Linked DNA regions of Homo sapiens: region 2 is linked to region 1. A link is an interaction called in ENCODE POLR2A ChIA-PET data of the cell type or tissue named here. Cell type or tissue: HepG2. All regions are shown on one strand. Each heading gives the region's core, and the rest is flanking DNA. Links, peaks and the distances in the headings are about the cores only.

Evidence for each region. Peaks named below come from ENCODE experiments on the same cell type or tissue, not always from the same donor. Only the 100,000 strongest peaks of a DNase experiment are listed, where the experiment ranks them.
Region 2: POLR2A ChIA-PET joins it to region 1 with 7 read pairs; 3 of 35 experiments call an interaction of 5 or more read pairs at or near these places.

What each region holds. Positions count from the first base shown.
Region 1 is chr19:4,309,267-4,312,173 of GRCh38, forward strand. FSD1 (fibronectin type III and SPRY domain containing 1) reads left to right here. Exons shown (of 13, transcript NM_024333.3): 5 at 1,007-1,029; 6 at 1,209-1,330; 7 at 2,576-2,785. Among named protein-coding and RNA genes, the nearest start is that of FSD1, 6.1 kb to the left of the region's middle. In HepG2, for the core only: no CTCF peak of the experiment used is centred there; DNase peaks (open chromatin) are centred at 1,365 and 1,495.
Region 2 is chr19:4,823,498-4,826,404 of GRCh38, forward strand. The region is part of intron 1 of TICAM1 (TIR domain containing adaptor molecule 1); the gene reads right to left. Among named protein-coding and RNA genes, the nearest start is that of TICAM1, 6.8 kb to the right of the region's middle. In HepG2, for the core only: no CTCF peak of the experiment used is centred there; no DNase peak of the experiment used is centred there.

The sequences.
Region 1 (2,907 bases), core at 311-2,810:
GTATTCATTGTTGATCTGAAATGCAAATGAATAAATACTTTTTTAGTATAAGGGTATATATGTGCACACTAAGAACTGCATTTGTGTGAGTATATCCCAAAGAGTGCATGGGACATAGTCATGATTTATCTGAAATGCCAATTTAACTGGGCATCCTGTAGTTTTATTCAGTGAATTTGCCAGCTGTATGGGCTGGGTGTGGGCAGGAGGTTGGGGTGGGGATGGGAGCCTGTCTTGGCCATCCTCTGTCTTCAGGGCACAGTCCAGAAGTGCAGGGACACTTTGGCAAATACCTTCCTCGAGAGGCCTCAGTCTTCATGTCTGTAGAGTGGCTTTATGATTTGGTAGAAACAAATCTTTGGGCCGGGCGCAGTGGCTCACGCCTGTAATCCCAGCACTTTGGGAGGCTGAGGCGGGCCGATCATGAGGTCAGGAGATCAAGACAAGCCTGGCTAATACAGTGAAACCCTATCTCTGCTAAAAATACAAAAAATTAGCTGGGTGTGGTGGCGGGCGCCTGTAGTCCCAGCTACTCGGGAGGCTGAGGCAGGAGAATGGCGTGAACCCGGGAGGCGGAGCTTGCAGTGAGCCGAGATCGTGCCACTGCACTCCAGCCTGAACGACAGAGCAAGACTCCATCTCAAAAAAAAAAAAACACAAAAAATGAAACAAATCTTTGGGCCAGGCACGGTGGCTCATGCCTGTAATCCCAGCACTCTGGGAGGCTGAGGCAGGCGGATCACCTGAGGTCAGGAGTTTGAGACCAGTGTGGCCAACATGGCAAAACCCCATCTCTCTAAAAATACAAAAAATTGGCCGGGTGTGGTGGTGGGTGCTTGTAATCCCAGCTACTCAGGAGGCTGAGGCAGAATTGCTTGAACCCAGGAGGTGGAGGTTGCAGTGAGCCGAGATCTCTCCACTGCAATCCAGCCTGGGCAACAGAGCAAGACTCCGTCTCAAAAACAAAAAAAGAAATCTTTGAATGTTGTTCTGTTCCTCTCTCTAGGCTGCCAAGCAAATCAAAGATGGGTAAGACACTGGGGTCTGGCCCCCACCCCACTACCCTGCCCCTGGTGTGAAGACAGGGGCCACCTGGTGAGGGTGTCTCATCTCAGAGCCCTGGACGGGAGCCCTGGGGAGGGGCCCCCTCGCGCCACGGATGACCAGGCCTGGTCCCCCACGCAACGCCTGCCACCTCCTTCCTGCAGAGTGACCATGGCCCCTGCCTTCCGGCTATCATTGAAAGCGAAGGTCAGTGACAACATGAGTCACCTCATGGTGGACTTCGCGCAAGAGCGGCAGATGCTACAGGCACTCAAGTTCCTGCCTGGTGAGAGGGGCACGCACTAGAGGGCCAGGACTTCCGGGGAATGACCTGGGAGGCTAGGAGGCCCTGAAACAGGACCTGGAGTATGGTGGACGACCCGGTGTCTGAATTCCGCCTGGGGGAGGTGGAGCTCTGAGAATTCCACGCCCTGTGGGGGGTGGAGTTCTCATGGAGCCCCGCCCCTGGGTGGAGCCATGGGAAGACCCCACCCACTGTGTAGTGACATCCTGGGAAAACTCTGTACCCAGGGGTGGAACTGTGAGAATACCATGTCCTGTGGGGTTGGTTGAGTCCTCATGAGGCCCCGCCCTGGGGTGGAGCCATGAGAAGGTCAAACTCACCAGGTGGGAAAATCCTGTCCCCAGGGGTGGAGCCCTGAGAATAGCACGTCCTGTGGGGGTGGGGTATTCATCAAGTCCCGCCCATGGGTGGAGCCATCAGAAAGCCCCACCCACCAGGGGGTGAGGTCCTGGGAAAACTCTGTCCACAGGGGTGGAGCCCTGAGAATACCATGTCGTTGGGGGAGTGGAGTCCTCCCGAGACCTCCTCCCTGGATAGAGCCACGAGAAGGGCCTGCCCACCACATGGTAGCTCCTGGGAAAACCCTGTTTCCAGGGGTGGAGCCCTGAGAAGGCCACGTCCCCGAGGAGAAATGGACTGAGAACCCAGCCTGTCTATGATGCAGCCCCAAAGAAAGCCGCATCCCTCATTGGCAGAGATTTTGGAATAATTCTGCCTGTAAATGATGGAATCCCAAGAAAGCTCAGCCCTCCCCCAACCCACTGATGGAACCTTAGCGTCTCCATGGCCGGGCGCGGTGACTCACGCCTGGAATCCCAGCACTTTGGGAGGCCGAGGCGGGTGGATCACTTGAGGTCAGGAGTTCAAGACCAGCCTGGCCAACATGGAGAAACCCTGTCTCTACTAAAAATATAAAAAATTAGCCGGGCCATGGTGGCTCACGACTGTAATCCCAGCTACTCAGGAGGCTGAGGCAGGAGAATCGCTTGAACCAGGGAGTCGGAGGTTGCAGTGAGCCAAGATCGTGCCACTGCACTCCAGCCTGGGTGACAAGAGCAAGACTCTGTCTCTAAAAAAAAAAAAGTCTCCACCCTGCCAAACATGGAACCCCTTTGTGGCCATGCCCCCAAAATTGTCCAACATGTGGTTGGGCAGCCCTGCAGCAAGCCCCCTGCCCCCTGAACCAGGCACAGAATCCCGACCCCCTCTCCTTTCCGTCTTGGTCAGTGCCCAGCGCACCCGTGATCGACCTGGCTGAGTCCCTGGTGGCAGATAACTGTGTGACCCTGGTGTGGCGCATGCCGGATGAGGACAGCAAGATTGACCACTACGTGCTGGAGTACCGGCGGACCAACTTCGAGGGCCCGCCCCGCCTCAAGGAGGACCAGCCCTGGATGGTCATCGAGGGCATCCGGCAGACAGAGTACACCCTGACAGGTAAGGGCAGTGTGTGCCAGCTCCGCCCAGCTGTGAACAGCCACCTCTTCCAGCCTCCCGTCTCGCCATCAGTCACTGGGGGCCTTGGGGACGATCCCCAAAGCTCATGGGGTCTGGAAGCA
Region 2 (2,907 bases), core at 215-2,714, 510 kb after region 1:
GGTGGCATGCGCCTGAAATCCCAGCTACTCAGGAGGCTGAGGTGGGAGGATTGGTTGAGCCTGGGAGGTTGAGGCTGCAGCAAGCAAGCTAAGATCTCGCCACTGCACTCCAGCCTGGGTAACAGAGCAAGAACCTGCATCAAAAAAGGAAAAGGCAGGGGGCATTCAGATACAGACACGTAACTGCACAGAAGGAAGATGATGTGAGGAGACCCAGGGAGAAGGCGGCCGTCTGCAAGCTAAGGAGAGTCCTCAGAGGGAACCAACCCTACAACACCTCGATCTTGGACTTCCAGCCTCCATAACTGTGAGAGAATAAATTTCTGTTGCTTAAGCCATCCGGGCTGGGGCACTTTATTACCACAGCCACAGTAGCTAATACACTGCAGATACTTGCAGTCTAGATCAGCCTCAACACTCTCTGTCTGTGTTGTCCAGTATGGCAGCCCCCAGCTACCTGTGTCTACTGGGCACCTGAAATGTGGCTGTGGTAGTAAAGAGACACTGAATTTTAATTTTTTTTTTTTTTAGGATGAAGTCTTGCTCTGTCGCCCAAGCTGGAGTGCAGTGGTGCGATCTTAGCTCACTGCCACCCCCCTCTCCTGGGTTCAAGTTATTCTCGTGCCTCAGCCTCCCCAGTAGCTGGGATCACAGGCACATGCCACCACGCCCAGCTAATTTTTGTATTTTTAGTAGAGACAGGGTTTTGCCATGTTGGCCAGGCTGGTCTTGAACTCCTGACCTCAAGCTATCTGCCTGCCTCAGCCTCCCAAAGTGCTGGGATTACAGGTATGAGCCACCATGCCTGGCTTGAATTTTAACTTTTATCCAATTTTTTTTTTTTTTTTTTTTTTGGAGACAGAGTCTCGCTCTGTCATCCAGGCCGGAGTGCAGTGACGCAATCTCAGCTCACTGCAACCTCCGCCTCCTGGGTTGAAGAGATTCTCCTGCCTCAGCCTCCTGAGTAGCTGGGATTACAGGTTCGCACCACTATGCCCGGCTAATTTTTGTATTTTTAGTAGAGATGGGGTTGCCTCATATTGGTCGGGCTGGTCTGGAACCCCTGACCTCAGATGACCCACCTGCCTCGGCCTCCCAAAGTGTTGGGATTACAGGCGTGAGCCACCGCAGGACACAAAGAAGGGAACAACAGGGCCAGGCACAGTGGCTCACACCTGTAATCCCAGCACTTTGGGAGGCCGAGGCAGGTGGATCACCTCAGGTCAGGAGTTCAAGACCATCCTGGCCAACATGGCGAAATCCCGTCTCTACTAAAAATAGAAAAATTAGCCACGTGTGGTGGCGGGTGCCTGTAGTCCCAGCTACTAGGGAGGCTGAGGTGGGAGAATCACCTGAACCCAAGAAGTCGAGGCTGGAGTGAGCAGAGATCACACCACTGCACTCCAACTTGGGTGACAGAGCAAGACTCTGTCTCCAAAAAAAAATAAAATAAAATAACAGAGCCTGCTTAAGGGTGGTGGTGAGGAGGAGGGAGAGGAGGGTCGGGAGCGGTGGCTCACGCCTGTAATCCTAGCACTTTGGAAGGCCGAGGTGTGTGGATTGCCTGAGCTCAGGAGTTCGAGACCAGCCTGCGCAACATGGTAAAACCCCGTTTCTACTAAAATACAAAAAATTAGCCGGGTGTGGCAGTGTGCGCCTGTAATCCCAGCTGCTTGGGAGGCTGAGGGAGGAGAATTGCTGGAACCCGGGCGGCAGAGGTTGCAGTGAACTGAAATGGCGCCACTGCACTCCACCCTGGGCGACAGAGCGAGACTCTGTCTTAAAACAACAACAACAAAAAACTACCTATCAGGTACGACAGTTATTACCTGTGTGATGGAATAATCTGTACACCAAACCCTGTGACATGCCATTTAGCTATATAACAAACCTGGATATGTACCCGTTAATTTTTGTATTTTTGTAGAGACTGGGTCTCCCCATGTTGCCTGGGCTCAAGTGATCCTCCCACCTTGGCCTCCCAAAGTGTTGGGATTACAGGCGTGAGCCACCGCGGCCGGCATTTTATCTAATTTTTAATTAATTAAGGCAGGGTGCAGTGGCTCATGCCTATAATCCCAGTACTTTAGGGGGCTGAGGTAGGAGGATCTCTTGAGCCCAAGAGTTCGAGACCAGCCTGGGCAACAGTGAGACCCATCTCTACAAAAAATAAAAATAGGCCGGGTGTGGTGGCTCACGCCTGTAATCCCAGCACTTTGGGAGGCTGAGGCAGGTGGATCACCTGAGTTTAGAAGTTCGAGACCAGCCTAGCCAACACAGTGAAACCCTGTCTCTACTAAAAATAAAAAATATTAGCAGGGCATGGTGGCAGGTGCTGGTAATCCCAGCTACTCGGGAGGCTGAGACAGGAGAATCGCTTGAACCGAGGAGGCAGAGGTTGCAGTAAGCCAAGATCACACCATTGCACTCCAGCCTGGGCAACAAGAGCAAAACTCCATCTCAAAATAAAGAAACAAACAAATAAATAAATAAATAAAATTAAAATAAAAATAATTAGCTGGGTGTGGTGGTGCATGCCTGTGGCCCCAGCTCCTTGGTAGACTGAGGTCAGAGGATCGCCTGAGGCCAGGAGAATCAAGGCTGCAGTGACCGGAGATCGCGCCACTGCACTCCAGCCTGGGCAATAGAGTGAGACGCTGTCTCAAAAACAACAAAATAAAAAAGGTATGGAAGATGCCTCATTCGTAATGGAACATTATATTGGACCATGTTGGGTATATTGAGTTAAATAAAATATATTATTAAATGCATTTACATATTGGATTAATAAAATGTATTATTAGGAGATATATATATATATTTATTTATTTATTTATATATTTTGGAGATGGAGTCTTGCTCCATTTTCCAGGCTAGAGTGCAATGGCATGATCTCGACTCACTGCA